Regions from separate parts of the Mus musculus genome. Here all the other regions are linked to region 4. Evidence: chromatin loops called from intact Hi-C (ENCODE). Cell type or tissue: heart. All regions are shown on one strand. Region 1 overlaps Airn (antisense Igf2r RNA). Region 2 overlaps Slc22a1 (solute carrier family 22 (organic cation transporter), member 1). Region 3 has its middle 25 kb from the start of Slc22a3. Region 4 overlaps Plg (plasminogen). Region 5 holds the start of Wtap (Wilms tumour 1-associating protein). Region 6 holds the start of Mas1 (MAS1 oncogene). Region 7 overlaps Sod2 (superoxide dismutase 2, mitochondrial).

What was found. A loop is a pair of places that touch in the nucleus more often than their neighbours do. Peaks named below come from ENCODE experiments on the same cell type or tissue, not always from the same donor. Only the 100,000 strongest peaks of a DNase experiment are listed, where the experiment ranks them.
Region 1: a loop joins it to region 4, with 8 times the contacts of the local background. A loop is called at or near these places in 24 of 42 quality-filtered maps.
Region 2: it touches region 4 in a loop (6-fold over the local background); 25 of 42 quality-filtered maps call a loop at or near these places.
Region 3: it touches region 4 in a loop (9-fold over the local background); 20 of 42 quality-filtered maps call a loop at or near these places.
Region 5: a loop joins it to region 4, with 5 times the contacts of the local background. A loop is called at or near these places in 8 of 42 quality-filtered maps.
Region 6: it touches region 4 in a loop (2.6-fold over the local background); 3 of 42 quality-filtered maps call a loop at or near these places.
Region 7: a loop joins it to region 4, with 10 times the contacts of the local background. A loop is called at or near these places in 9 of 42 quality-filtered maps.

Annotation. Positions count from the first base shown.
Region 1 is chr17:12,808,249-12,812,248 of GRCm38, reverse strand. All of the region lies in intron 1 of Airn (antisense Igf2r RNA), which reads right to left. Among named protein-coding and RNA genes, the nearest start is that of Igf2r, 41 kb to the right of the region's middle. In heart, a CTCF peak has its summit at 1,581 (motif pointing right); a DNase peak (open chromatin) is centred at 1,648; H3K27ac peaks cover 3,111 bases.
Region 2 is chr17:12,658,495-12,662,494 of GRCm38, reverse strand. Slc22a1 (solute carrier family 22 (organic cation transporter), member 1) reads left to right here. Exons shown (of 11, transcript NM_009202.5): 7 at 2,735-2,949. Among named protein-coding and RNA genes, the nearest start is that of Slc22a1, 15 kb to the left of the region's middle. In heart, a CTCF peak has its summit at 1,780 (motif pointing right); no DNase peak of the experiment used is centred here.
Region 3 is chr17:12,530,516-12,534,515 of GRCm38, reverse strand. No RefSeq gene overlaps it. Among named protein-coding and RNA genes, the nearest start is that of Slc22a3, 25 kb to the right of the region's middle. In heart, a CTCF peak has its summit at 2,190 (motif pointing right); a DNase peak (open chromatin) is centred at 2,175; H3K27ac peaks cover 236 bases.
Region 4 is chr17:12,414,726-12,418,725 of GRCm38, reverse strand. Plg (plasminogen) reads right to left here. Exons shown (of 19, transcript NM_008877.3): 18 at 1-89. Among named protein-coding and RNA genes, the nearest start is that of Plg, 38 kb to the right of the region's middle. In heart, a CTCF peak has its summit at 2,312 (motif pointing left); DNase peaks (open chromatin) are centred at 2,025, 2,305, 3,305 and 3,495; H3K27ac peaks cover 1,130 bases.
Region 5 is chr17:12,989,943-12,993,942 of GRCm38, reverse strand. Wtap (Wilms tumour 1-associating protein) reads left to right here and starts at 1,684. Exons shown (of 8, transcript NM_001113533.1): 1 at 1,684-1,866. In heart, CTCF peaks have their summits at 1,431 and 2,138 (motif pointing left); DNase peaks (open chromatin) are centred at 1,352, 1,672 and 2,062; H3K4me3 peaks cover 3,237 bases; H3K27ac peaks cover 2,393 bases.
Region 6 is chr17:12,864,789-12,868,788 of GRCm38, reverse strand. It overlaps Mas1 (MAS1 oncogene), which reads left to right and starts at 646. Exons shown (of 9, transcript NM_008552.5): 1 at 646-690; 2 at 2,931-3,045. In heart, no CTCF peak of the experiment used is centred here; a DNase peak (open chromatin) is centred at 1,738; H3K27ac peaks cover 1,742 bases.
Region 7 is chr17:13,007,911-13,011,910 of GRCm38, reverse strand. It overlaps Sod2 (superoxide dismutase 2, mitochondrial), which reads right to left. Exons shown (of 5, transcript NM_013671.3): 1 at 3,843-4,000; 2 at 3,525-3,727; 3 at 1,275-1,391. The coding sequence starts at 3,865. Among named protein-coding and RNA genes, the nearest start is that of Sod2, 2.1 kb to the right of the region's middle. In heart, CTCF peaks have their summits at 1,794 and 3,994; a DNase peak (open chromatin) is centred at 3,140; H3K4me3 peaks cover 1,557 bases; H3K27ac peaks cover 1,056 bases.

The DNA.
Region 1 (4,000 bases), 390 kb before region 4:
TTTCCGGAATCAAAAAGAATTGTTTAAAATATTTTTAAAGTACATTTTTTTAAACTTTTTATTAATTTACATTGTGTTTTGGCAACAGGCAAATTCGGCTTCTTACCAAATAGTGACTGGAGGGGGAATGTCACTGTTTAAATTTAGAGATCTTAATCATTTAGTTGGGAAGCAATTTTGCCTCTCTCTCTCTCTCTCTTTGAAAGCATTGCTGAAACCAGAGCATTATAGTCTTGCTTAAAAGGAAACAATAATAAATATAATCGAGGGTTTTCCATAACACGTAATTGCAATCACGGGGCCTGCTGGAGAAAAAAATATATCCTCCACATGATGTAGTCAGTCTAATATTATTTACCATACCTATTTAAATTAGCTCAAACCTTCATCAAGCATGTTCTATATGCCATGCACTGTGCTAAACACGAATACTGCAATATTGGCTAAGAGTCTAATTTTTATAGCAGGCTTATATGCTTTGTGCTAAGCACACCAACAAGCCAGGGCCCTGAGGCCCAACAAAACAAAACACAACTTGAACATATTTATTTTCGAGTTTAAAAATCCTATGTGTTTGTGCATGTGTGGGCATGTGTATGTGTTTGTGCATGTGTGGGCACGTGTATGTGTTTGTGTGTGTATGGGTGCTTGAGGTATGGGTGTCAGATCACCTGGAACTGGAATTATAGGTGGTTCTGATCTGCCCTGCTTCAATGCCGAGACCAGAGCGTGGCCCTCTGACAGCAGTACAAGCTCTTAACTGCTGAGTCGCCTTTCTAGCTCCCTAGCCCAAATCTTTTTAAAGATGTGGTTATTGTCAATGGGAGTGCAGTGAATTTTGCATTCAGAAGAATGCAGACATTGTTTTTACCTCCACTCTTCCCCCTTTCACCCATAGTTGACCCACAATACCCTGGACATGGATAGAAATCCAAGGGGCTTGGGAATGGACTTGGTGCAGAAGTCAAGGTGATATGAGGCATTTTCCCAAGCACATGGCTGGAACAAGAAGGGTGAAAAGCAGTCTTCTGGTTTTGGACTATCCTGGGTGGTGGTTCAAGATTTGGTGGCTGAAGAAGTGCTTGGTGACAGGAGCCTGGTATAGCTGTCCCCTGAGAGGCTTTGCCAGTGCCTGACCAATACAGATGGGGATGCTCGAAGCCAGCCATAAGACTGAGCATGGGTTGTGGGGGCAATGGATGAGTTAGGGGAAGTGACTTTAAGGAGCTTAAGGAGATTGCAACCTCATAGAAAGAACAACAATATCAACAAACCAGACCCCGCCCCCCACCCCCACCCCCCAAGATCTCTCAGGGACTAAACCACCAACCAAAGAGTACACTCCAGCTTCATATGTAGTAGAGGCATCAATGGGAGGGGAGGCCCTTGGTCCTATGGAGGTTTGGTGACCCAGTGTAGGGGGATGCTAGGGCGGTGAGGCAGAATTGGGTGGTTGAGTTGGAAAGGGGGATGGAATGGGGGCTTGTGGAGGGGAAACTGGGAAGAGGAAGAACATTTGAAATGTAAATAACCAATTAAAAAAATTTTCGTGGCTGATGCAGGGAGAGGTTATACCACAAGGGGGCACTATTGCTGCATACGTTTCAAGGCGGTGCTGTGGCAGGGCTGGCTAAAGATCTGCTCCTAACAAAGGACGTCCAGAGACTGTAATCAGGAAGGCTACCCGGAGAGGACAAGCCAACTCCTCCACAGAAGGAGAATAGGAGACTAAGTTTGTCGTGGGAAGGCTCTAGACTAGAGCATTTCAAAGGATCAGGGCACGTGGGAACCTGTGGAGACTGACTTGACAAATCCACTGGACTGACTTAGGCAGCTCAAGCATTTAGCTAAAAATTAATCTGTACCGTTTGAGGAGATTGCTGGGTGAAATCACGAGTCTGCAGGCTGAGCTGGGCAATATGTTATCTCTGAAGTAGTCAGGCCCCATTCAGTCTGCTGCAGGCCCCAATAAGAAAGACTTAAAGAGAGAACTTGGGGACTGCCTGACTCTTTGAGCTGGGACAGTGGCCTTCTGCTGCAGGGCTCTGCCGGTCTCCAGCGTCCTGTGCGCCAAGTGCACATCTTGGGAATTCTCAGCCTCCATAACTATGCCATGCAGTTAATATGCATGCATGTATATATGATTGTATCTATTATATACACATACTATGTGCTTTATTAGTGTATATACACTATATTAGTACACACATATGTCTGTATGTCTATAATATGTACACATGTTTATATATTCTTTTGGATTTATTTCTCTGGAGAAGCCAGACTATACAGCTTTTACAGAACAGCGTTTGTCTTATATACATAGGGTTAGGAGATGTTTGGCATAGTTTGTGAGCTTTGTAAAGTAGGCCGGCTCTAAATGGCTAAAACCATATTTGGCCTGGCAGACAGGCATAAACAACAGGGGAGATGTGGAGGACCATCACACAGGGCTCATTACAAAACAACCGTAAAGGGAAAGAGGAGGACCCTAAATTAGGAAAAGTCTCAACACTAACAGTTATCAATGCAATGAGCCGAGGGCCTTACATTCCAGATGAACTCCCTGTCACCCTTGCTTGTCCAGGTACAACAAGGGCTCAGCTAGCAATAGCAATAGGAACGAATAGAGTCACCGTGAAAAGCATCCTGGAAGGTCCCCCAAAAGTTAAATCTAGGGTACCATGGGATCCAGTCATTTTTCTAGTCCCATTCCCTAACAGACCAACAGACTCAAAGAGACCCTCATGTGTCCACGTTGTGAGCTAGCATCCTCATTTCTAGAACAGGTGCCTGTCAGAGAGGGACAGATGAGCAAGACATGGTCCATATGTGTATCAGGGAATGCAAGCCGCAACTTCTAATATACATACAGAGTCAGCCTTTGAGGAGACAAGAGTCCTGATCCATGCTTGGCCAGCAATGACCTCTGAAGCAATCCTGGATGGAATGAGGGGATTGTAAAAGGACAAACATCATATGATTCTATTTACCTGAATTCCCCTAGTAGCTAGACTCATGAGTCAGAGGGTGGAACAGTGGCGGCAAACCTGGAATCCCAGCACGGGGAAGGTGCTGAGCATTTCTGCTCTATGAATTTTAAGTCTTGCTATTGTGGGATGCTATGAGATGTTTGGGAGGACAATCCTGCCTGCTGCCTCTGGACTTCACATGGGCTGCTGAGCCTATGATCCTGACTGTGACCATCTCCCCCAGGCCTCCCCAGGCCAGGCTTCTTCATGATGGTGGCTGCGTTCCCTCTACAGTAGCAGCCAGTGCCAGTTGCCAGTGGCACCTCATGGATTCATGTTTCTGCTCTGTTTCCTTAGCCTACACTGCGAACATAGACAAGCAGAGACTACCCAAGTCACTTGGAAGGTCGAGGTAAGACGATCAGGAATTTGAGGCTAGCCTTGACTTGAGAGAGAGAGAGAAATAGAGAGACAGAGAGACAGAGAGGAACAGAGAGAGAGAGAGAGAGAGAGAGAGAGAGAGAGAGAGAGAGAGAAAGAGAGAGAGAGAGAGGGAGGGAGGGAGACAGAGAGACAGAGAGAGAGAGAGAGAAAGTACATGCTCACGAGAAGGCTTTAGGTAGGCCCTACTATTGGGAATGGGAGGGTGTTGGTGGTGCATTGAGGGTTTATCCTAGACAGCTTACCAAGAGCCTTATGTAGCTGGAGGGGTGTGTGTGTGTGTGTGTGTGTGTACCAGTCACATCACATTTGTACTAAATGAAGGGTCAATTCCAGCTTTGTCCCTTTGGCACCAATTACAGTAATTCCTCAACTCATCCGCGGGGGGAGGGGGGGGTTGGGGAGGGCTTCCCTTCTGATCTTTGTGATAAGAGTTGAGCAAGGTTTGTGATAGCTAAAATCCAGCACAAACTGTTTCAAATAGCCCTAGGGGATGCTGCATCTTTAAGGCAGCCAGGAAGGCAAGGGAAAGCCCAATGTGAGTCAAATTGCCCATCTCCAGCATAGGAGGGTGTGGGGGCTCATACCTA
Region 2 (4,000 bases), 240 kb before region 4:
AAATGCTGGGTACCAATGAGCTCTTGCACTGAGAGGAGCTCAGCACAGTCCTGACGCCTGAGTCTTCAGAAGGCCTTTCTGCTCCCTTGTTTTTAAGAACAGGTGAGAGATTTAATACTGAAAAAAGGTGAAGAAGCACAAAGAGTGTCTGAGGCTACCTCAGTCTAAGCATCTGAGGCTAGCCCAGGTTAAGTGTCTTATCTTCTGGGCTGGGGTAGGGGGAGAAGGTTCCAGTAGCTTAGTGCCTTTACACACCCTTCCTCACACCTGAAAACCTTGTGACCCACTCTGGTTCTCATGCATCCTTAGTTCATGGGTAAGGACCTGGTAGCTGGTAGCATGCAGATGCGCTTTTCCCCTATGCCTGCCAAGGGCAGTTTGTGGGCCCCTACCTGCTTTCATGAGGAAGAATTCTAGAATTCTACCTGGACATCAGATAGTTCTCAATACATGGCTATCTTTGCAAAACAAACTGAGTCTTATGCTATTTGCTTAGTAGCTAAGACCAAGCTGCTGGGCTCTGGGCCTCCTCTCTTACACAGGAACTGCCCTGAACCCTGTTTGCTTTCCTTTGTTTAGTGGAACACAGAGGCAAGCTAGTAGGGTATTACCTGGCACATAGTAGGTCTGTGGTAAATGTTTACTTAATGAATAATCATGGTTCCATGGATTCCTCTGATCTTTTTAGACACTGGCCTCCCCACTCTTTGGTTTCCTTCACCTCCTTCATTGAGGTTCTGTGCTCAGCCATGGGTGTTACAGCTGTCCACGTGACTACTCTGTGTTTGACTCAGGAGTGTGTCTCCTCCACGTAGCACCTGTGACCCACTGCAGATGGGAACAGTGGATTGCTCTGCTGTCCTGCCCAGGTTTTTCATCTGCATCGTAGACACACTCCCCCCAAGAAGGTGTCTCCAATTCCTAGCTCCCATCACATGGCCCCTCAGTGAGCTCCATATAAACTTGGCCTTGAAAGTGCGTGAGGATCCACGCGGTTTCTCGGGCGTACTTTCCATCCTGTGGGGAGCACTGAAAAGGGTCACCTCATGTTCCACAGCAGCCTGCGTCCACCCCACCTCCTTGGGGCTGCGAAGGGCGAGGCGGTCGCGCTTTCTCAGACTTTCCTGTGCTTTCCACTGGCTTCTGAACCCATCGGGAAGGCAGCTGTATTCTTTCTTGTGACCTACTTGGCCTCCTATGGCTCAGACCCAGGACAACTCCCACCATCTCTCTTCCACCCTCTCTACCTGCTTAGTGTGTGCGTCGTGCGTCTGTCTGCCTGTGTCCATGGAGGCCCAGAGTCAATATTAGATATCTTCTATCACTCTTCACCTTTATTTTTGAGGCAAAGTCTCTCACCGACCCTGGAGCTTGACACCTCATCTAGACTGCCTGGCCAGCTAAGCCTCCTGGATCTTCCTGTTTGTGCCGCCCCAGCTCTAAGGTTGCAGAGTGCACCCCATCGCACTGGCTTTTCACAATAGTGCCGAGGCCCTGCGCTTGTACAGAAAGCACTTTGCCAATGGAGCCGTCTCCCTAGCCCATACCTGCTTCTTCATTACCGCAACCCGGGGTGGGGGTGGGGGGCTGCTTCGACATCTTGGTCATGTGACCAGATGGGAGTACCTGTACCAGTCTGTGTCACAGGGAACTCATGGGTAGTGTGAGAAGCAGCATGCCTAGCTCACAGGAGTCTGGAAGCAAGTGAGACAATCTGTGTAAAGCTGTGGTGGACATCAGCGGCAGGGGTAGTTTAATATAGATGCAATTCCAGATTTTGCCAAAAGATGGCAGCACTTATTCACTGACTGCTTGACCAGTTATACAGTTTTTGTTGTTGTTGTTTGTTTTTTTGTTTTTTCTTAACTGGTGGTGTGGGACTGAAAGCCATTCTTCATGCTGGGATGCTAGTTTCTTATGGATTAAAATCTTACCATGCTAGGCCAAGTTTTATGCAATGGTGGCAGTTTCCAAAGTAGTATCATTACCCATTAATGACACGCAGGTCCCTTTAAGTTGGGACTTGAACAGCTGATTTAATGTCTTCATTGACTTGGCAACATGATGTTGCCAGGCTTTTCTGGAATATGGATGGGGTCAGTGTGGTGGGAGAAGAGAGAACATGAACGGTGCCTGACAAATCAGCTCTGTGGAGCTAGAGACCTAGCTAGCTGGGGATCTTTGACTTGGGAAGGGTGGCACTGATGGCCATGGTAATACCTTTGCTGTGTGACAGGAGCTCCACTAGGCTCATTTGCCTGCTATCTCAGTAAATATTCACAACAGAGCACTATCCTACAGGCCATCACTATCCCACCCACAGAGGAGAAGATACACAAAGTATACAAAGTAACCTGAAGCCAGGTCTTGTGCGCTAGCTTGTTGCCTACGCCTGCTCTCTATGCCGTGGCCTGAATGAGTGTAAGAGATGACTCTGTGTGGGGCTCGGGGAAGTCCCAGATACCTGAACTTGAAGCAATAGGAATGAATATCCAGTTGCAATCTCTCCCTGTCTTCTTGTTTCAGAGATCCCAGGAGTAGGGGGAGGGGAGTTTTAAAAGTAGGTGTATTGGAGATGCCTGTGAGACACACTGTGGGGACACAATCTCCTATCAAGGATCCCAGTAGGGTACTCTTCATGTCACCCCAGGGTGTCTTGTACCATGTGACCTGTCCTGTTCAGCTAACTGGATTCCTTGGAGCTGGCTTGTGACTTGTCATCTCCTCTTTGCAGGTTCTCTTGTGCTGTGCTGTACCAGGGCCTCATCATGCATGTGGGAGCCACAGGGGCCAACCTCTACCTGGACTTCTTTTATTCTTCTCTAGTGGAATTCCCTGCGGCCTTTATCATCCTTGTCACCATTGACCGCATTGGCCGCATCTACCCAATAGCGGCATCAAATCTGGTGGCGGGGGCAGCCTGCCTCCTCATGATCTTTATCCCACATGGTAAGTTGTCTGGTTTCATCGCTTCCCAGGTGACCAAATTGTGGGGACAGTGTCGTAACCCTCTGATAAGCATCTGGAACAAGAATAAAGGCAGGGCGTTTCCTTGGCTAGACTTGAAGCAGTTTTAGATTGAGGTATAGTAAACATATAACGACCGTGTTCTAAGTGAATGAATGACTCAATTTGTTAAGCATACAGATACCTGGGCTGCAGACTTCATGATCAATTCCATTGCTCTGCCAACCACCTTTCCTGACCTCTTGCCACAGATTAGCCTAGAAAGATAAATGGAGCCGCCTTGCATGTACCCTCCCCCGACCCCCACCCCATTCCCCTGTATCCACTATACCCGTGAGGCGTTTCTATGCTGTCACACGACTGTGTAGACTACTGTTTTTCTTAATATTGTCTTACTCTTTATATGAACATCACACTGTGGGATCCCCCCAGTGATCATTGCCTGTAGTGTTTGTCCACTGGGAGCTATGCCACAGAGTCCTTCTTGGTGGACATGAGTCCTTTGTTCTCTTGGGGTCACGTCTGTGAGCACACCAGCAGAATCCACGGGGACATCCAAGTTTAGCTTCAGTGGACGCCGGACAGCTTTCCAAAGATGGGCCAGGCTACTTTCTGCTTCCTACAGCGACATGGGAGTGTTCCAGTTGCCCCATGCCCTCTGTAGCTCTTCGTCCTGCAAGTCTTCAATGGCAGTCAGGTGGTGGGTGTGAGCACTGCCTCATAATTCTTACAACCCAAGACAAACACACTGCGTAGAGGGTCCAGGCAAAGTTACTTGAGGTGGCTTTAATTTGAACACATACATTGCCTTTTGTGGTGGAAACTATAGATTCCTATGAAGGCAGAGGGGCTATCCCTCCTCCCCACACCCTTTTATTGCGCCTGCACTGTAAGCCTAATGAGTCGCTTTGGCAGTCTCTCATGCAGGGAGTTATGGGAAAGATCTGCACATCTTGGATTTTCTCAAGAGTCATCCTGGTCAGGACATGAAAGTTGTGTGTGTGTGTGTGTGTGTGTGTGTGTGTGTGTGTGT
Region 3 (4,000 bases), 120 kb before region 4:
TGGGAGTTCACCATCGCTAACCTCGCTTTCCAGTGATGAATCGGGGTCAGAGCAAGTACAAAGCATCACCCAGGTCTGTGGCCTTCAAGCCCCTTCCCCCCACCCTTATTGCTTCTGTAGATTCAGGGCTCTATCATTCACACAATGCAGGAGGTGGGGACTCCCTGGTCATCAGTAAGGACCTAGCAGAAGCACCCTGAATCTTTGGGTATGGAAATGCTCCCCAGTTCTGACCAAGCACTTGCTATGCACAGTGGGCAGAACTTCCACAGTTGGTGGTGACAGAAAACAACATTGATTTCTCTTTGGTTTCATGCACAGGTTGTTCTTGCTGTAGATCTTAGAAACCTCGGCATGTTTTTTTCCCTTCTAAGTGAAGAACTTTTTACTTCTATGCCTGGCTTCTCTTTAGCATACCCCACTAGGGCAGCACTGCTCTAGTGGTCTGGAATCCTTATTAGGAAAATAGGGGCAATAAGAACATCATTTAATACCATCACAGTTGACCTGACATTGGAGACACCTTCAAAATCACTCGCAGACCTGCAGTACATACAGCATCGAAACATTTGTCCAAAAAAACAAAAGCCACATGCAGGTGGAAATATTATTTATATATAATTTATAATACACACACATATGTATGTATATATATGGCATTCCACCACCATACAGTTTAGAGTAGCATGCAGTTCAAAACTTGTAAATTGTTTCTGGAATTTTCTATCTAATATTCTTAGACCACAGATGACTGCAGGCACCTGAGACAGTGGAGACACAGCAGGCTAGGGGAGATGATTGTGTGCCGTGACTGGAGATGCATAGCTCCATTACAGCCAAGCCTGAGACCTGGGTCAGGCTTTGTCTTTCAGGACCTCTGACATCTGTACCAAGGAGCTCATATGAGCAGGACCCTATTGGAAGAAGATCCCACTATTAAGGTTGTAGTCTACCATGTCTGGATAGCAACCCTGAGCTCTGTGGCAAAATGGAGGACTCTCTTCCCCAGGAAGCCTTCCTCTTCCCTGCCTGACCCCCACATCCTCTACCTGAGGAATGTCACCTAGTCTTTGTTGAATCTATAGGTTCAACTTCCTTTCTTCCCGCAAGCACCTGGATGACTCTCCATGCAAATGAGGCATCGGCCAATGAACTTTCACCCTAATAACAACAACCACCCCCCAACAAAAGCCCTTACCATTCTCCAAGGTGAGATACACACACACACACACACACACACACACACACACACACACACACACACGTATCCTTTTCAGTACCTGGATACTCCGAGGGAGGAATCAGGACTCAGAAGCACAGGACCTTTCCCTCTGTGGGCTGATGCCCGACTTGGCCACTCTGTTATTGTTCACATCCCAATCACTACCAGGTTCCCCATAAGTGCAGACACCTTGATGTCTTATTCAGAATGCTAGAAAGATGTCTTTCTAACTCTGCTCAAACTCAGCCTCTCTCACCTGAGGACTTCCACCTGCTCAGCCCCTCCGTGGCTCTTAGACTATTACTCAGAAAGAAAGAGAAGGGTAGAGGAAAGAAAGAATGGGAGGAAATGAAGGGAGAAAGGAGAGAAGACAGAGGGAAAGAGGAAAAGAGAGAAGGAAAGAGGAGGACAGGGAGAAGGGGAGGGAAGAAAGAGCCATATTCCATTATCCTCATTTACCAAGAGTTCAGGCACATCTGTCCAAGTCATTTCTGCAGGGCAATAGCACCATTGGTGTGTGTGTGTGTGTGTGTGTGTGTGTGTGTGTGTGTGTGTGTGTGTGTGTATGGATGACATCAGGTTCCTTTTGATGAACCACAATACCCCTGTATGTGCTCTCATATGCCAGATTATATTTTCTCTCTTTTTTTTTTTTTTACAGGAATAATTCCCAGGGTGAGTGGATTGTTGGATCTAACTTAAAAACATTAGTAGCACCTGGGAATCCCAGGACATCTCTGAGAAGCAGGTGTGTCTTCTGGTAGGGAAACTGAGGCACTGAGAGGCATGTGATTACCATAGCAACCATGGAGCTTTGGTAGCCTTTAGCTGAGTAGTGGAGGAGAGGGGCGGGGCAAAGGGAAAGGGAAGGAGAGAGGAAGGGGGGTGTTCAGGAGTATGAATCCAGTTAAGTAGGCTCTGTAGTCACTTTTCTATTGAAGCATTCCTTTCATTCTCAAAGTTCCCCACTAGGGGGCGCAGCACACACCCACTCTCAATCTTGAGAAGTCAGGTAGGTGCTGCAAACCATAATGCAAGAGACCATTCCTATCTTGCAGCGCAGCTAGATGCTCTGGGACCTTGACGCTGGAGCAGGGTGCAACCAGGGCTTCTCAGAACGGTGACTGTAACTGAAGGGCAGGCAGGTGCCAGTCTGGCAAAGGAGAAGATAGGTGCCTGTGATCGGGAAAACAGGTGGGGAGGTGTGTCTTATGCGGGAAACAGGAACCCTTATTCTTCCACTAGCTTCCAGGTACCGAGCAGAGCCTGCCTCTGTCCAGGTCTCACTCGGCTTTGTCCCCAACAGAAGCACGTACCCACTGTGGGCCTGTACTGGTTAGTTTTTGTCAACGGGACACAAAGTAGAGCCACTTGGGAAAAGGGAAGAAACCTCAACCTAGAAATTGCCTCCATTAGACTGTGGGCATGTCTGTAGGGCATTTCCCTGAGTGCTAATTCATGGAGGGAGAGCCCAGCCCCATGTGGACAATGGTCCCCGGGCAGATGGGCCAGGGTAAGAAAGGCAGCTAAGCAAACCAGAGGATCACGCCAATAAGAAGGACTGGTCCCGGACTTCCGCTTCAGTTTGTGCCTCCAGGTTACTGCCCCGGCTTTCTTTGATGGACTGTAAACCAAACAAACCTCCCTCCCCATGCCAGTGTTGCTCAGTGTTTTATCACAGCAACAGAAACCAAACTAGATCAGGGCCTTTCTCTAGAAAAGCCTATTTCCCCGCCTCCTCCAGGAAGACTTTCCTGGCTGCTGCTGCTTGACCCTGACCCCTAGGAGATACCTTGTCAGCATTTGTAAGACGGGCCGTTGGGCAGACAGGTTGCTATTTCCTGGGGTGTCTGCTCCCCACTGTACTTATGCATGGATCCTGGGTCTTGGGCTCAGCTCCATGCTGGAGACTCGAGCAGTAGCTGTATGTAATCTAGAGCATCCTGCAGGCCTCAGCTGTCAGAAGTCTCTGCACTATTCTGAGGCTCGGCTAGGAATGCACATGTACAAAAAACATCCTTTCTAAGTTTTCCCATGGTGGGGGTGGGTGGAGGATTATGGAACCCGCAGGAAAAGAAAGGAAGTTTCCCACATGTTTTCTCTGCCTGCCCATCTTGGCTAGCGGAGCAACCTCTGTAAGGACTTCCCGGGGTAGATTTGAGGGAGTTTGAGCTGTATCTCACCTTAAGTTCTTGGTTTATTTATTCATTTTTATGTGCATGGGTGTTTTGCCTGTACGGAAGTCTATGTACCATGTGTGTGCCTAGTGTTTGAAAAGACCAGAAGAAGACATCAGATCCCCTGGGACTGGGGTTGCAGGTGGTTGTGAGCCCCCATGACCGCTGGAAGAGCAGCCAGTGCTCTTAACAATTGTGCCATCTCTCCAGCCCCTGTATCTCTTGTTAAATGAATTTTGTACAGTTAGCATGTCTTGAACCAGGATGGGTCGCAAGTTCCAGAGCCTTCCCTGTGCAATATGACAGTGGCTGGACATCTCACCCACAGTGGGAATACAATTCTTTGGCAGCCACCACTTGCCCAGGACCAGTGACACACATTGGTCACATTTCTAAGGTCTTACAGACCTACCTATCTACTAAATTCATCATTGCAGCTGATCTTCCTCTTTGATTCATATTTTGCTGTCTAAACAAAAGTTCCACTTTTATCCCTGGTTAAAATAACTAAAACCAAACTCATGTTTACAGCAAGTGTTGATTAATTAAGGCATAGATTGTATGAGCTCAGGTTATTTCCCTGGACACTGAGCATTGAAAC
Region 4 (4,000 bases):
TCTGTTGTTCAGATACTCGACGCGGTTGCACACCTTGTTCTCAATCACAGGCAGCTGAGCCTCCTTGAGACGACCGGCACCGAAAGTCCCTGTGATGATCAGTAGAGATGCAATTAAACAGGGTGCCCAGGAAGCTTCCAGAATGACACAGCAGCAGGTATAGATCTCTCATTTGTGTGGTTGTGTGGCACAGGGAGACACTGTTAACACCTATGAGCCCTTCAAGTTGTGAGCGTTACACACCATGTTAAACAGGGTTCCCAAAACCTGCTGCAGCATTCCGGCTTCTCCATGGCATTTGCAGCTTTGCTATTTGTCCACATATTATTTCCAGTTTAAAACAAAAGACAAATACATTTGAAGAGAGGGGGCTTTAAAAGCTCAGTTGCTACTATTGTAATGTGTTCTTTTTCAGGCTTTCTATACTTTATTTACACCTATATAATACTGCTCCATTTTAAATCCCTCCCCCACCTGCTCATTATAGCATAAAGGGGGATGGGGGTAGGGCGGGCAGAGACCAACCTCAGGTGTCATTCATTCCTCAGGCACTGCCCACCTTCCTTTTGAGACAAGGACTCTCTCTGACTTAGATCTTACCACATAGGCTAGGCTGACTGTCCATCAAGCCCTAGGGACTGCCCTTGTCTCCACCTCCCCAGCACTGGGATTACAATGGGGCTACCATGTCCAGATCGTTTTACCGTACATGGGTTCTGGGGATCCAATGCTGTTTTCCACATGGACACAGCTGAGACTTCTCCATATTTTCAATGGAAAAGCCTATTTTCCAATTTGGCAAGCCCCATTTGCAAGGTAAGCAATTTACCATAAGAACAATGTGTGTGTGTGTGTGTGTGTGTGTGTGTGTGTGTGTGTGTGTGTGTGTTGGGCACCACTCCTTGAGATGATGTGTGAGCCCTAAGGATCCACATGCTTCCACCTCCCTGGAACTGGTATTACAAGTATACACCACCAGGTCCGTATTTACAGTTCTGGGGATCCAAACCAAGTCTTTATGCATATAAGGCAAAAGCTTTACCAACTGGGCCATCTCCCCAGACCTTGGGACATTTTAATAATGCCACAATCTCCCTGATAGCTGAGTGGAGAATGATTATCTAGTGGTCGTGGGGTTTTCTCTTGCCATTAGGGAAATGGTTTAGAAAGACAACGATGGTCGCTCCACACTGTAAACGGACGGCAGGCATTTCAGACTGTCCCTTTTATGTGTGGATACTAATGGCCTCCCCAAAGCCATATCTTTGACTAATCATTAACTGTTCAAGGAACAAGCTGGTAACATAGTACAATTTCATTTAATTCATCTAATTAATTCATTTACTTCTTGCACCAGTTCCAGAAAGTAGCAACTTCTATGATTCCTGATAGGCAATTAAGGAAACCAAGGCTTAGTGTGGACAGTGTTTACCTGGAACTTGGAGCTGTGGGCCCTTCCCGCCCCCACTCCCTGTTCACAAAGGCTCCACACCTCTACCTCTGCCATCTATTTTCAGCCCATGATATTTTCTTAAGTCTAAGTTCTCAGAAACAACATATACATGTTTATATTCAGGATATTTTCGAGATAGGTATGGCCAGAAAACACACCAGAAAACATCAGTCCATAACACCCTCACGAGTGTCCACGTTGAACTATTATTAAAATATTAATAATTTTTAACTAGCTAATGTAATAGGTGTAAATTGTTTTGATTCATTTTTCTAATCTATATTTCTCCAGCAATGAGAGAAAGGGAACATTTAATCCCTTACTCGATTTATGAGTTGTATCTCTTCTTTATATATTAAAAAACAAAAACAAACAAACAAAACAGAAACAAACAAACAAACAAAAAAACCCTGCTGCTTTTGTGTGCCAGACGCCAGACTGAGCCAGAACACTTGCAGCAATGCCAGAGGAAGGGCTGTTGTGCAGAGGGATCCACCCAGGACTTAGCGAGCTTGACGAGAACCCAGCTTTCCAGTTTGCAAGCCCAGCTTTCTCCAGAGTTTTGTAACACGCTTTTGCTTTGCTAGCACAGAGCAGCCAAGAAATAAAGGACAGTGCCTTCCCCTGACACTTGGACTAGACTTGTCTTAGGTTCAGAAAAATGTGTAATCTGTCTGGTGATTATAGGAGCTGGAAGAGACATGTCTTAAGGTCATGGGACCAGAAGGGATGGTGGGCATTGCTCGAACTAAGTCCAGGAGTGGAGATACATATTAGGCTGAAATTGTTCTGAGCCCTGAGGAAACCACCTCTGGGTGGTTTACAGGACGTTGTGGTCTGTGAAGATATGCTGCCATCTGGTGGCCAAAGGAGAGAAGGCATCTCTGGAGGCCTGAAGGGTACTAGTAAATGACCTAGGGGCAAAAGCCCTACTGGGGGGGGGTGGGGGGGCACCAGGCTAAGTCTAGCAGTAGTCAGGCCCCCTGAAAATCCAGGAGGACAGCAAAAACCAATCTAGAAGAATCCTCAGCCTCAACACCAGCTAGCCATTGGAGTTTGAAAATCTGAGAAAGCCTGAGGCGTGAAGTGAAGAGAGATTTACCTAGGAAGCTAAAATCGCTGATTGACTAGATGTCGTTATTGCCATCTAGTAATGGTGAGGTGGAAATGATGATGACGATGATGGTGATAAGGGTGACTGTGAATGATGGGGATGTTGGTGATGTTGATGTTGGTGATAGAGACAAGTCTAGCCACAGCGTCTGGGGAAGGGACTGTCCGTGATTTCTGGGCTGCTCTGTGCTAGCAAAGCAAAGGCATGCTACAAAACTCTGGAAAAAGCTGGGCTCAGCAGCAGCAGCTGCAGTTTGCAACTGTAACAGAAGTATGTTTACTCAGGTCTTTATGGATACGGGGAACAGAGAAAGGGGGTTCTGGTGCTCAATGGGCTACCTCCCCCTCTTACCATCCCCCCCACCCCCAAAATGCCCATGGTATGTCCAGAGCTATGTCTCCTAGTTGTCCAGTTGACAATGAAGATCAATCACAAAGTTGATTTTGGGGGTGGGGAGGCGGGGCTTAGAAGCCTTTCACTCAACATTCCAAGGGCGGCTGAGGGATCAGCTCTTGTTGTGTACGGGCGTGCGTGGGCCTTGCCCCCAACTACAGAGCAGATCATGTAGCAAAGGTCTGAGCCAGGCGGAACTGGTTCAGAAAAACGTGGCTCAGGACCAGAGTCTGAGCTTTCCCAGCCTAGGCAGGTTATTGTTCCCACTGTGGGAAAAGTGACACCCTTTATTCCCATTGAGAGAGCCAAAAGTAACCCAACATCTGTAGCCACGATCCTCGTGTGACCTGAATGACTCCCAGATGGTGGCTGGATAGAGCCCGAGGTCCCAGGCCAGCACTAGAGAGGTCTGACTTTCTTGATCACTAGAAATTTCTCTCCTTCTGCTTAAATCAATTGGAGTTGGGTTTTCTCTCATTGCTTCTCCCACCACAGCCCTACAGCAGGCCTCCAGCCTAGGAGACCACTAGGGAGATCTCCCTAACTGTCCACAGCTGGTGAGCGGGAAGCGGGGCTCCTCCCCAGGTCTCTGCAGCCAGCCTCTGCTTTTCCTGCTGTACCTTCCTCCACACACACACACACCCGCACCCCTCCCCCCACCCCTCCCCCGTCTCTGAACATCAGGCTCCTCGTCTGCACATAGGAACAACATCTAACTCCCATGAGTTTGTAGCACACAGGTTTTTTTCTTTAAATGCAAACCACTTAAGGACGACCTAGCACTTCCATGGGTAAAACATCAGTTTCCAAGGTTCCAAAGTTCCTGTTCCAGGACCTCAATGCTGCAGAATCAGAAGTGTGGGAAAAGGAGACAGGAAATCAGGGAAATGGGAGAAGCCAAGTTTGGAATGATCAAGCCTAGCCATTGTGTGTGTGTGTGTGTGTGTGTGTGTGTGTGTGTGTGTGTGTGTTCCACAAAATCGTTCTTTGAAAGAGAGTCCCCAAAGTAAATACAGATTGTGATGGGGAAGCCCGCACAG
Region 5 (4,000 bases), 580 kb before region 4:
AGACCAGAAATGGTCATCAGGTCTTCTGGAACTAGAGTTACAATTGTGAGCCATGATGTGGGTGCTGGAAATTGAATCCAGGTCCTCTGAAAGAGCAACAAGTACTCTTAATCACTGAGCCATCTCTCCAGCCCCAAGTTAATCTTTAAATTTAAAATAGTGTCTCTGAACTTCTTTGGTATTTGAATTTGTATCTCATTATCTTTTACACTAGAAATCTTTGAAGAAAGTAACATTAAAATGTTTGTACTACAATATATGTAACTTCAAAACCATAGCAACAATGTTATAACTACAAATCACTTAGTGAAACTGAGTGATTCTTAGGTATCTAGGACAGAGCCCTCTGTAGGCACAGAGCCAGAGCATGAAATTCAAACACTGCAGCTATATTCTTTCTTTTGTGTATCTTTCAGTTCCGCTATCAATTTTAATTTGAATTGATTCCTTTCAATTTGTTTTGGACTCTGGAGGGATTTTCTTGTTTTACCTATTCGTTTCATAAGTTTTGAAAACTCACAAGTCTTGCTGTTTCTACCTTTATCTCCTACAGCCATTACCCTCTTTTGAGTAACTATTAAGTTTCTGCAATATTCTTCCATTTTCTCGATATGTGCCTACATATATGTGTATATGTATTTCTACACCTTGCTTTATTCACTCAAGCCAGGACTCATTCCAAAGTAACACATAACTATTAATGTCTGCATCCTCACCAGGAAACAGGATTTCAATGTATATTTCCATTATAAACAAAGTTGATCCTCCTTCTATGGAATATTTTAAGGATCTGTGAACCATCTGTTCACGTCCTTCTCCATTTTCTTTAGTTTTCCAAGGACCCTGCGATGTAAACTACCTAGTGGTGGCATCTGGTCTCTACTGTAACTGTATCCTTATAAATGATCTCAGGCAGGGCACCTACGCTGGGGATTAACCGGGCTCATAAAACCGACTAAGCCTAAATATGACTGTCCCATCTGGGAAGTGCTGAAGAGACTGCCGAGCACCGCTGTTCTTGCTAGAGTACTCCAGAACCCTCACCCGGCTGCCTTCCCGGGGCTTCCAGTCTGCCCACACGCGCAGCCTCCTGGCTCCTCGACTCAAACCCAAAGACGCCCCGGGGCAAAGCCGGCGGCCCCAAGAACGGCGACGGCTTCTAAGTCCCCCTCCCCCGCCCCCAACTTAAAACGAGGGGCGCTTAAGCATGAAGCCGCTGTCTCCCCGTTCCGGCACGATGCGCGGAAGCATCCTGAGCTGTGAGACTGCCTGGAAGAGCCAATCACGCGCTTGTCGGCTCGGATTCCTCCGCCCAGGCCGCGCAGCAGCCGCAGGTGGCCCCGCCGAGCTTGTCCGGCAGCGGCCGTCGTCCCGAGATGCCTCGCGGGTGACCTCCGACCTCGCGGGCCCGCCCTTCTCTCCGGCCGCTTCCCTTCCCAGCCCCGCTGAGCTTGCAGAGCCCCGACGGGGCCGGTGCGGGCTTCCGCGGACTGTCTCCGTGCGGCGGCGGCGTAGTGCCGCTGCCTCTCCGCGCCCCGAGGTCCCGAGCGGGGCCGAGCCGGCCGCCCCTCGCCCCTTCTCTCCAGAGGCGCCCGGCGCGGTGACCGAGGAGGCGCCCGAGAGGCGCGTCTCGGGTGAGTGGGCCACGGGCGGGGTCTCCGCGGCGCGCTCGGGGCGGGGCGCAGTCCGGGCGGGGCGGGGCCGGCGGCAGGGCCGGCTTTCCTCCCTCAGCGCCATTTTGTGGCTGCGAGACCCGCAAATAAAGGTTCTCGCCAGCGCTGCGGCGGGAGGAGCGCGGGGGGGCCGGCGGCGGCGCGGCCTCGGCCTGTGTGACTGGCGGCGCCCGCGCAGCCTCGGGCTGGGAAGGTAGGTGCAGCCCGCAGCGGGAATGGCCACGAGGGCCTGTGGGGCCGGGGAGCGAGGCGCGGCCGCCCTAGACCCGGGGAAATGCACTCCGGGCCGGAAGGGCGACCGGGCCTGCGGCCGTGCAGGTTTCCCGTTAGGCAGAGCGGTTTGCTGCCCGTGGGGATCCTTGCACCGCTTCGCGGCCATTCTACTTCCGTCCCTGACGGCAGGGGACAGGGCGGGCGTTCCCGCGGCCGGGGAGGCGGGGAGGCCGGAGGCCGCCCTCTCGGGGCTGACTGGCCATGCCGGTCCTTTCCCCGCCTCTGTCGCCCCCTCCCACCTTCCAGGGTTCGTCACCGGGGACCCAGAGGTACCCACAGTTCTGTATGGCACAAGTGAAGCATTCTGTTTTGTTTTTTGGGTTTTTTTTTTGTTAAAAACAATTCCGTACCACGTAGTAGCTTGTCTTTGCAACCACGTTCACCTGTGGACTTCCATTTTTACATAAGTGCATGCATTGTGAGAGTAGTTCTTTTTTTTTTTTTTTTTTGACAGCTTAGTGGAATTTTTCGTGAACTTCTAGTCTAGTTTTGGATTTCTGTATGGCTGATTTGACCGTATTTAAAATTGTTTTGCATAAGACAGCGGGTGCACGGTAGAACAAGACCTAAGTTTTCCTCTCTGTGTACATGTTTTATGGGCGTGGGGGGCGGCTAGGCCTTGTGCATGCACGCTAGGCCAGCCTTCTGCCGTTCAGCAATTCCCCGAGCCCACAGTTCTTGGTTTGAGAATGAGGAAGTCAGTTAATTTGACCCCAAAGGACTAAGAATACACTGTAAGCTGGTTGTAAAGATCGGTGAGCCTGTTAAAGCTTCAAGGAGCATGTTATAATCCTCTACGTTTTATTTACGCCTTTTTCATCGTTTTCACGCTCTACCCTAGCCTTTTCATTTAGTTAATTTTATTGTTTGGAAAGATAGGTGGAAGTCACAGATCAGTTACTACAAATTCTACCTTTCTTTCCCTTTAGCTTATGTTTGAGCTTTGGGACTGGAGAGTTGGCTCAGCAGTTTCTCTTCCAGCACCGGAATGATGGCTCTTGACCATCCTTAACTCTTGTTCTGGAATTTTGACTTCCCACTTCTGACCTCAGTGGGTGGCATCAGGCGTGCACGTGATGCACATATATACGTGCAAAACATTCATAAAACATTTTTAAATGCGGTCTGGAGAGAGATGGTTCAGCGGTTAAGAGAACTGACTGCTCTTCCAAAGGCCTGAGTTCAAATCCCAGCAACCACATGGTAGCTCACAACCACCCATAAAGAGATCTGAAGCCCTCTTCTGGTGTATCTGAAGACAGCTACAGTGTACTTACCATATAATAAATTTAAAAATTTTTTAAATGCCTTTTTTTTAAACGCTTTTTTTTCTTTTAAACCAAGCATCATGTTTTCTTATAGGTAAACATGTAGACGATTTGAAACTATTGAAAACAGACATTTTTGAGGTGGCTAGGTTTCACTCATTCATTCACTACTGCTGGGGCAAGTTAGGGGAGGTTGCAGTCTACAGGATGGCTTCTGATATGATTGAAACTGAATTTTAAGGATTTGGGCAGATGGGTTTCTAAGAGTGCTTTAGTTCTTCACTCTTAAACAGATGAGTGTGTTTGTACACTATGTTATGACTTGTATTTTTTGTTTTTGTTTTGGTTTTTTTCTAGTTCATTTTTTTCCTTTTTTTAAATTTCATTTACATTTCCAATGCTATCCCAAAAGTCCCTCACACGCTCCCCCACCCACCCACTCCCACTTCTTGGCCCTGGCGTTCCCCTGTACTGAGGCATATAAAGTTTGCACGACTAATGGGCCTCTCTTTCCACTGATGGCCGACTAGGCCATTTTCTGATTCATATGCAGCTAGAGACAGGAGCTCCAGGGGGGTACTGGTTAGTTCATATTGTTGTTCCACCTATAGGTTTGCAGATCCCTTTAGCTCCTTGGGTACTTTCTCTAGCTCCTCCATTGGGGCACTGTGATCCATCCAATAGCTGACTGTGAGCATCCACTTCTGTGTTTGCTAGGCCCCGGTTTTGTTTTTCTTTTTCTTTTTTTTTTAATTAAAGATTTATTTATTTATTTATTTATTATAT
Region 6 (4,000 bases), 450 kb before region 4:
GCTGTGTTATCTGAGAAGTGTGGTCTGACAGACCTCACCACCCAGCCCGAGTTTAATGCAGAATTTCAAAGTTAAAAGTACTGCCAGTGGAAGAAGTGTTCTGGGAACTTCCAAGGCGGGTCTGTAAAAATATCAGTGGTCTCTCACGGAGGACTAAGCATAGGGTGTTTATTTTAAGACAGGCCTGGAGGTTTGGGGCTGATGGTGGGGGGTGGGGGTGGGGAGCAGGGGGAAGGAGTCCTGGAGAAGGGAAACTAGTCACTTCTCGTGGCAGATGTGTGTGGTGTGTGTGTGTGTGTGTGTGTGTGTGTGGTCCCCCACCAACTGATTTGTTTGCTCTGTGCAGACACTCTCCTGATGCCATATAATTACATATAATCATAATTCAGTTCTGACATGGTCCTCCTGGAGTTCGTGTACTCCAGCTTGAAGACTCATTCTGGACAACCCATAAGCCAGGGTCCCTCTTCAAGTTTGTTAGTGTGATTAGAAGACTTACAGATACGTTAACTTACATGTACCTATTGATTGTAAGGCTAAACCTCAGAGCAGCCAATGGGGATGCTCAAGTGAGGAATGTGGGCAGGGACAGAAGCTTTTAGAATCTCTGTGTCTTTTACCCAGCATTCCAAGCTGCATTCCTTTAGATTGTCACACACATGCACCTGGTTACATCCCTGGCAAAGGCAGGTAAGCTCTACCTCCCTCTATGAAACTCCCTATCTTCTAATGCAGCTCCTCTGGCAACTAGCCTCCCTCCTTAAGGGCTTTCCACACACTCCTCAGGAACACAGACTTAAGTGAGGCGGAGGAGGGCCTTGAAAGTTATCAAACAGTGTCTCTTTCCACCCGTCAGGATGGCTGTTACATACACACACACACACACACACACACACACACACACACACACACTCACACACTCACACACTCACACACACACTCACACACACACACACTCACACACACACACACACTCACACACACACACACACTCACACACACACACGATGTCTGTTACACAAACACACACTCACACATATACACACACACTCATACACATACACACATACATACACACATACTCACACATACATACATACATACATACACACACTCAGGCACACATAAATACACACATACACACTCAGGCATACACATAAACACATGCACACAAACGCATGCACACACACAGACACACACATAAATACATACACACACACTATATATATATATATATATATATATATATATATGCATGTGTGTGTGTGTATGCAAGTATTGGTGAGGACATAAGACATCCAGATTTTGTGAGTGGAACAAAATGGGGAAAGCTACTGGAGGCCTATAGGGAGGAGGCTCCAGGTAGGGACCTCCCTCCCCAAAACCTCTATATAAGTAGTTTAGATAATTATTGCTCACCATTACAGACAGAGCTAGAGAAGTTACCAACAGCTGAGGTGGCTCTCTCCTTTGGTCACTTTTTCTGTGTCTGGAGTGGCAGGAGGGGGAAGGGCGTTCCCCACTGAGTCTCTTCTTGACCCTCTACCCACATGCTAGCCATGGGCTTCTGACCTTGGCACAGCTGTCCAGGCAGTCTTCATTTTGCTCAAGTACTCTGTTCATAAGGAGCAGGGACACAGAAAACATCTTTAGCACGGGGGTGTCAATGGCAAGACGGAGGCCAGTGCACCATGCAGGGGACCAGGGGTGGCAGGGCCGCTGACTCACTCTGCTTCACGGAGGCAGCAGCCACGTCTTGGTGGAGCTAAATCTGCCGCACGCTTTTAGCTCATGCAGTTGTTGGCAACCTAACTCAACAGCCTGGGTTATTTTTTGCCTCCTGGAGATTGGTGAGCCAGCTAACGTTCCTTTAATAAGTGCTCCTTCTACAGAAGTTGGTGGCCATTTGAGTTGCCTGCGGATCCCTCGGCACTTGTAAAGTTCAGGACCAAAAATACATGCAGAGTGCCTTCTGGGTTTCTTTTGGTGATGTCTAGCAGGTATTGATTCCATAGGCTCTGGAAAATCATGAGGGAAGAGAGAGATTTCTGGGCTTGATCAGCAAACATGTCTCCTCTAATTCTATAATGCAGAGCTCTGAGAAAAGATGGCAGCCTAACTATCATGAGCTTGTTGCTCTGACAAAAGCATCTTGCAAGAGAAGTGGTTTATCTTGGCTTATAGTTTGGGGATACAGTGTATCATGGTGGGACAGGACTGTGAGGAGGCCGGACATGAAGCACTGGCTGCCAGGAAGCAAAGAAAGATGAACCCTGGGGGCTCAGCTCTCATTTCTGTTTCGATGTAGCCCAGGATCCCAGCATATGGGATAGGACTACCTACATTTAGACTGGGTATTCCCACCTCAAGTAACCTAATCTACAAAAGTCCCAGCATGCTCAGAGGCCTTGTCTCTTTACTGACTCTATGTCCATGAAATCGACAATATTAACCGTGGCAGCAATCAATGAAATATTCTCAAACAGCTAAGAGAGAATTCTTGTTTCCAGCATGAAGATACATCTGAGGTGATATACATAATGTGTTAAAGTGTCACTATACTCTACATGTGTATGATTGTTTGTATATACTTGGTCCAGAGTAGGTGTGTCACTGTGGGTGTAGACCTCATCCTAGCTGCTTGGAAACCAGTCTTCTAGCAGCCTTCAGATGAAGATGTAGAACTCTCAGCTCCTCCTGCCCCATGCCTACTTGGATGCTGCCATGTTCCCACCTTGATGATAATGGACTGAACCTCTGAACCTGTAAGCCAGCTCCAATTAAATGTTGTCCTTATGAGAGCTGCCTTGGTCATGGTGTCTGTTCACAGCAGTAAAACCCTAAGACAGAAGTTGGTATCAGGAGTGCATTCTGTTATATGTCACCTAAAAGTAAAGATACTTTATAAAATATATCCTCCAACAATTCAGGATCTATTCCCAGAAGAATGAATCGACAGAAAGTGATTTTTTTTCCCACGCAAGATTGAAAAGGGGAGAGATTTAGACACATGTTATAACATAGATGGAACTAGAAGACACCATGGTAAGTGGAAAAAGCCAGTCTCAAAAGGAAAAGCATTGTCTATAAGATATCATGACAGAATAAACAATGGAAAGGAGGGGATTATCCACTTGGGCCTGGTGCCAGGGTTTCAGTCAGCCTATAGTCTTTTGCTATGTTGCTTTGGGGCCACGATAAGGCAGAACAGATGTCTGCTTTGTGATAGACAAGGAGCAGGGAGAGAAGGCTGAAGAGGAAAGGGCAGGAGGAGGGATCCAGCGCCAGTACCCTACCTCCTTCAACCAAGCCAACCTTCTAATGCTTCCATCCCTTTCCAATAATGCCCTCAAATGCGACCCCATCAATGGATTAATCTTTTCAAGAAATCAGAAGCTGCAGGATCCCAAAACTGGCAACCAAGCCCTGGTACCTGAGCCTGGGTGGGAGAGCGTACTTCCATATCATGTCTCCTTTCACTTACAGGTGGTTCCTGAGCAGTGAGAGCTACAGAGAGAAAGAAGGATGATGGCTGGGAGGAGGGCCTGGAGCATGAAGAACATTGTGTATATATATATATATATATATGTGTGTGTGTGTGTGTGTGTGTGTATATGTATATATGTATATACACACACACACATATATATATACACACATATACATATATATATGTATATGTGTGTGTGAGTGTGTATTTTTTTTTAAGATTTTCTTATTTATTATATGTAAGTACACCATAGCTGTCTTCAGACACTTTTTTCTTCTTTCTCCAGCCCTATTCACTCTGGCCCAAAGATTTATTTATTTATTATATGTAAGTACACTGTAGCTGTCTTCAGACACCCCAGAAGAGGGCATCAGATCTCATTATGGGTGGTTGTGAGCCACCATGTGGTTATAGGATTTGAACTCAGGACCTTTGGAAGAGAAGTCAGTGCTCTCCAGCCTGAGAACATAGTATTTTAATGAGCAGAGCAGAGCTTCCATTTGGGAAGAT
Region 7 (4,000 bases), 590 kb before region 4:
ACTGTCACTGTCTTCAGACACACCAGAAGAGGGCATCAGATCCCATTACAGATGGTTGTGATCCACCATGTGGTTGCTGGGAATTGAACTCAGGACCTCTAGAAGAGTAGTCAATGTTTTTTGTTTTTTTTTTTTTTTGGTTTTTCAAGACTGGGTTTCTCTGTGTAGTCAATGCTCTTAACTACTGAACCATCTCTCCACCCCGAGGATTTGTTTTTGTTTAAAGACAAGTAAACTGTCTCTTCATTGCACAAAGTTTTTCTTTTTGTTGTTTTTGTTTTTATTTTCATAAAAAACTTGTTTTACTGGGGCAAGTGAGTTCTTCACATTAGAAATAATAATCAAAAGCACTACTCTAAGCACTTTACATATAACACTGAAAGCAGCCCCATAATTACTCCTGTATCCCATGGATGGCTACGTGACTACGTGTCTTCTTTCCCAGGGTCCAGAGCCAGCAGTGGAAAGGTCATAGTCTCTAAATACGAGGTTTGCCCAGGTTTTCCTTAACACTTATCCTAGCAGTGGGCAGTGCATGCAGCATTTTGTGTGTGTGTGTGTGTGTGTGTGAGAGAGAGAGAGACACCTCCCTGAACACACACACACACACAGAGAGAGAGAGAGAGAGAGAGAGAGAGACCTCCCTGAACACATTCTCTATTCCTCCCTTTGAAACTTAAGAACGTGTTACAACCTGACTGTAAAAAAAAAAAAAACACCAATATGAGAACTCAGGTAATAAGAAAACGCAAAGTCCTCTGGAGGCAGTCAATAGGTACATACTTTGGCATAGAGAAAATACTGAGTTCAGTCCCTAGAATAAAAAGAAGAAAGTCACCTCCACACACAGATATATATATATACACATAATAAAAATTATATAATAAACTGCCTCAAAAAAATAAACAAATTTATAAAGACTGTCTACATACTGATTTCCAAGAACTACACAGTAAAACTCTTGTAAAAGAAAATTTTAAAAGTTAAGAAAGAGAGGGGGAAAAAACCAACAATCGGGGCTAGTGAGATGGCTCAGCGGTTAAAAGCACTGACTGCTCTTCCAAAGGTCCCGAGTTCAAATCCCAGCAACCACATGGTGGCTCACAACCACCCGTAATGAGATCTGACGCCCTCTCCTGGTGTGTCTGAAGACAGCTACAGTGTAGTTGCATATAATAACGTACATATAATAAATAAATAAATCTTAAAAAAAGAAAAAACATCAATCATTCCTACTGTCCACCAAATATGAAGCTGTAGCAGCTTATACCAACCTTTGGGTTCTCCACCACCCTTAGGGCTCAGGTTTGTCCAGAAAATGGTGTGATTAATATGTCCCCCACCATTGAACTTCAGTGCAGGCTGAAGAGCGACCTGAGTTGTAACATCTCCTGAAATATAAAATAAGCACCTTTAAAAAAACCTGTCCTCAGCCAGGCAAACCAAGCCACAGTTTTCTTATTCTTGACAACATTCACTAAACAAACAAAGCTCTGGCTCCACAGAAGGATTACAATCAAGATGTCTGGACAACATTAAGAAGAAAGTTTTCTAGATGCCAGATGTCACCTTAAAGGAAATGCTTTCCCAACTGGGCTATTCCCCTGCTTCACTATTACCACATCCTCCCCAGATCTGCAATTTCCAAAAATCCCAGTCTCTTCCCGTATTTAAGATTTGTGTGATTTGCTTATTGCAAGTAAAATTTCCAGAATGTGGTAATATTTCCCTCTCTTGGATTGGCCACTTACACAATTATGTTGAAATACTATACTTCTCCACTAGATGCCCCTCGTCAGCCAGATGTCACTAACATTTTACTCAACCAATTTCCCAGATAAAAGTACATTTAAGAAAAGGTGACTCAGCAGTTAAAAGCAATGACAGCTCTTCCAAAGGTCCAGCAACCACATGGTGGCTCACAACCATCCTTAATGACATCTGACGCCCTCTCCTGGTGTGTCTGAAGACAGCTACAGTGTACTTACATATAAAAATAAATAACAAATAAATCTAAAAAAAAAGAAAAAAGAATTTTACTATCTGGTTTTTCAAGCAATATGACTAACATAGAGACATGACTACAAATTAATTCTCCTTGTAAAAAACAATAGATTAAAAAGACTATTTTGTTAAATACTATTTTGTTTAGCCATTAAAACAATATTCCCAGGGGCTGGTGAGATGGCTCAGTGGTTAAGAGAACTGACTGCTCTTCTGGAGGTCCTGAGTTCAAATCCCAGCAACCACATGGTGGTTCACAACTATCTATCTGTAAAGAGATCTGATGTCCTCTTCTGGTGTATCTGAAGACAGCTACAGTGTACTTACGCCCTCTGTCTGAAGACAGTTACAGTATATGTAATAATAATAAATAATAATAAAAATATAATAATAAATAAATCTTCCAAAAAAATTCCCAGAAATTGTGGTTGACTCAACAGGTAAAACACAAAAAGGCTCTTGCCAGGAAAACCTGACACCCTGACTTGAATTGACAATCTGAGCTTAGTTTCTGGATACCACAGTGGAAGGAGAGAACCAATGCCCTAGGTTATCCTCTAACCTCCACTGGCTCCGTGTGTCAGCACGAATCCATTCACACACACACACACACACACACACACACACACACACACAGAGGTTTTTTAATACTATAGCATTCCCATATACATCATCTAGGGGTGCAAACACAGAACTCTGCACTATGGATTTTGTTGGCTGAGCGCTTAAAAATATAGGTAAATAAATAAGCTTGCCTACTGTTCCATTCAGTGACAGATACTCAGTTTCTCACAAAATAGCTATTTTTCTTGTGAACTTTGACCCCAAAAGTACCAAGTCTAGCCTGTTCTGCAGCTAAGTGCTCGTTCCTGTCTTTTCCTCCCCCCCCCCCCAAGGGTAAAGAGTGTGAAACAGGATGTCCAGAGATATCCAAGGGGTCAGGGAGTCCCAGCCCTAGACTGAACTAATCCTATTGTTGTCCACAACGGTGACAATAATCACAACTCGGACTGCAGTCTTCTGATGCCACTTCAGACCCTCTCCTGCACCTGCTGCCAGGCCACCAATATCGCTTGCTCTCAGCAAAACCCCAGCCACTTCTAGCCCCAACCACCCTCTCACCCAAGGGCACCTGGCTGACCCAGCTCGGGCACTCTCAACCCTCCTGCAAATGGCTGCCAAGGCTACCTGAAAAATAAGCAAAACAAACTCTCCTGAAGCCACGTTATATAACAACCGCATATTTTAAATATTCATATGCAAAACAAAAACTAAATATTCATTACGCAAAAAGGAGCAGCGTCCGAGAGCTGTCTTTAAAGGACCACCACCAATGCTAGCTAGCAACACGGGTGACAAAAAAGGACACAACAGTAAGGTCCGTCAAGTACTTTCGTGAGGTCCTGTGTTTTCCGGGATAGGAAAGGACGTTTATGCGAACCAACGGAGGTATTCCCCGGCATCGAAACAGACCTCCGTCCGGCCACCGGGATCCTCGTGTGCAGGGGCCCCGCACCTACCCTTGGCCAGAGCCTCGTGGTACTTCTCCTCGGTGGCGTTGAGATTGTTCACGTAGGCCGCGTGGTGCTTGCTGTGGTGCAGCTGCATGATCTGCGCGTTAATGTGTGGCTCCAGCGCGCCATAGTCGTAAGGCAGGTCTGGGAGGCTGTGCTTGTGCCGGGAGCCCGCGGCACCGGCCACAGGGCCCAGCCTCCTGCCCGTGCTGAGAGGAACAGAGAGGACGGCGGGTCACGCCACTGACACGGCGAGCCAGCCACGCCCGCCGCCCCGAGACCCACCCGTAGGGGACGCCGAGGCCCCGGGGCCCTGCCGCTCACCTGCACGCCGCCCGACACAACATTATTGAGGTTTACACGACCGCTGCTCTCCTCAGAACACGGCCGTTCGCTCGCAGGCGCGCGTCTGCTAGGCAGCGTCCGCCCGGCGTCCGCAAGGACACAGCGAAGCGGTGACCCTGCCCGCAGCGCCCATCAGC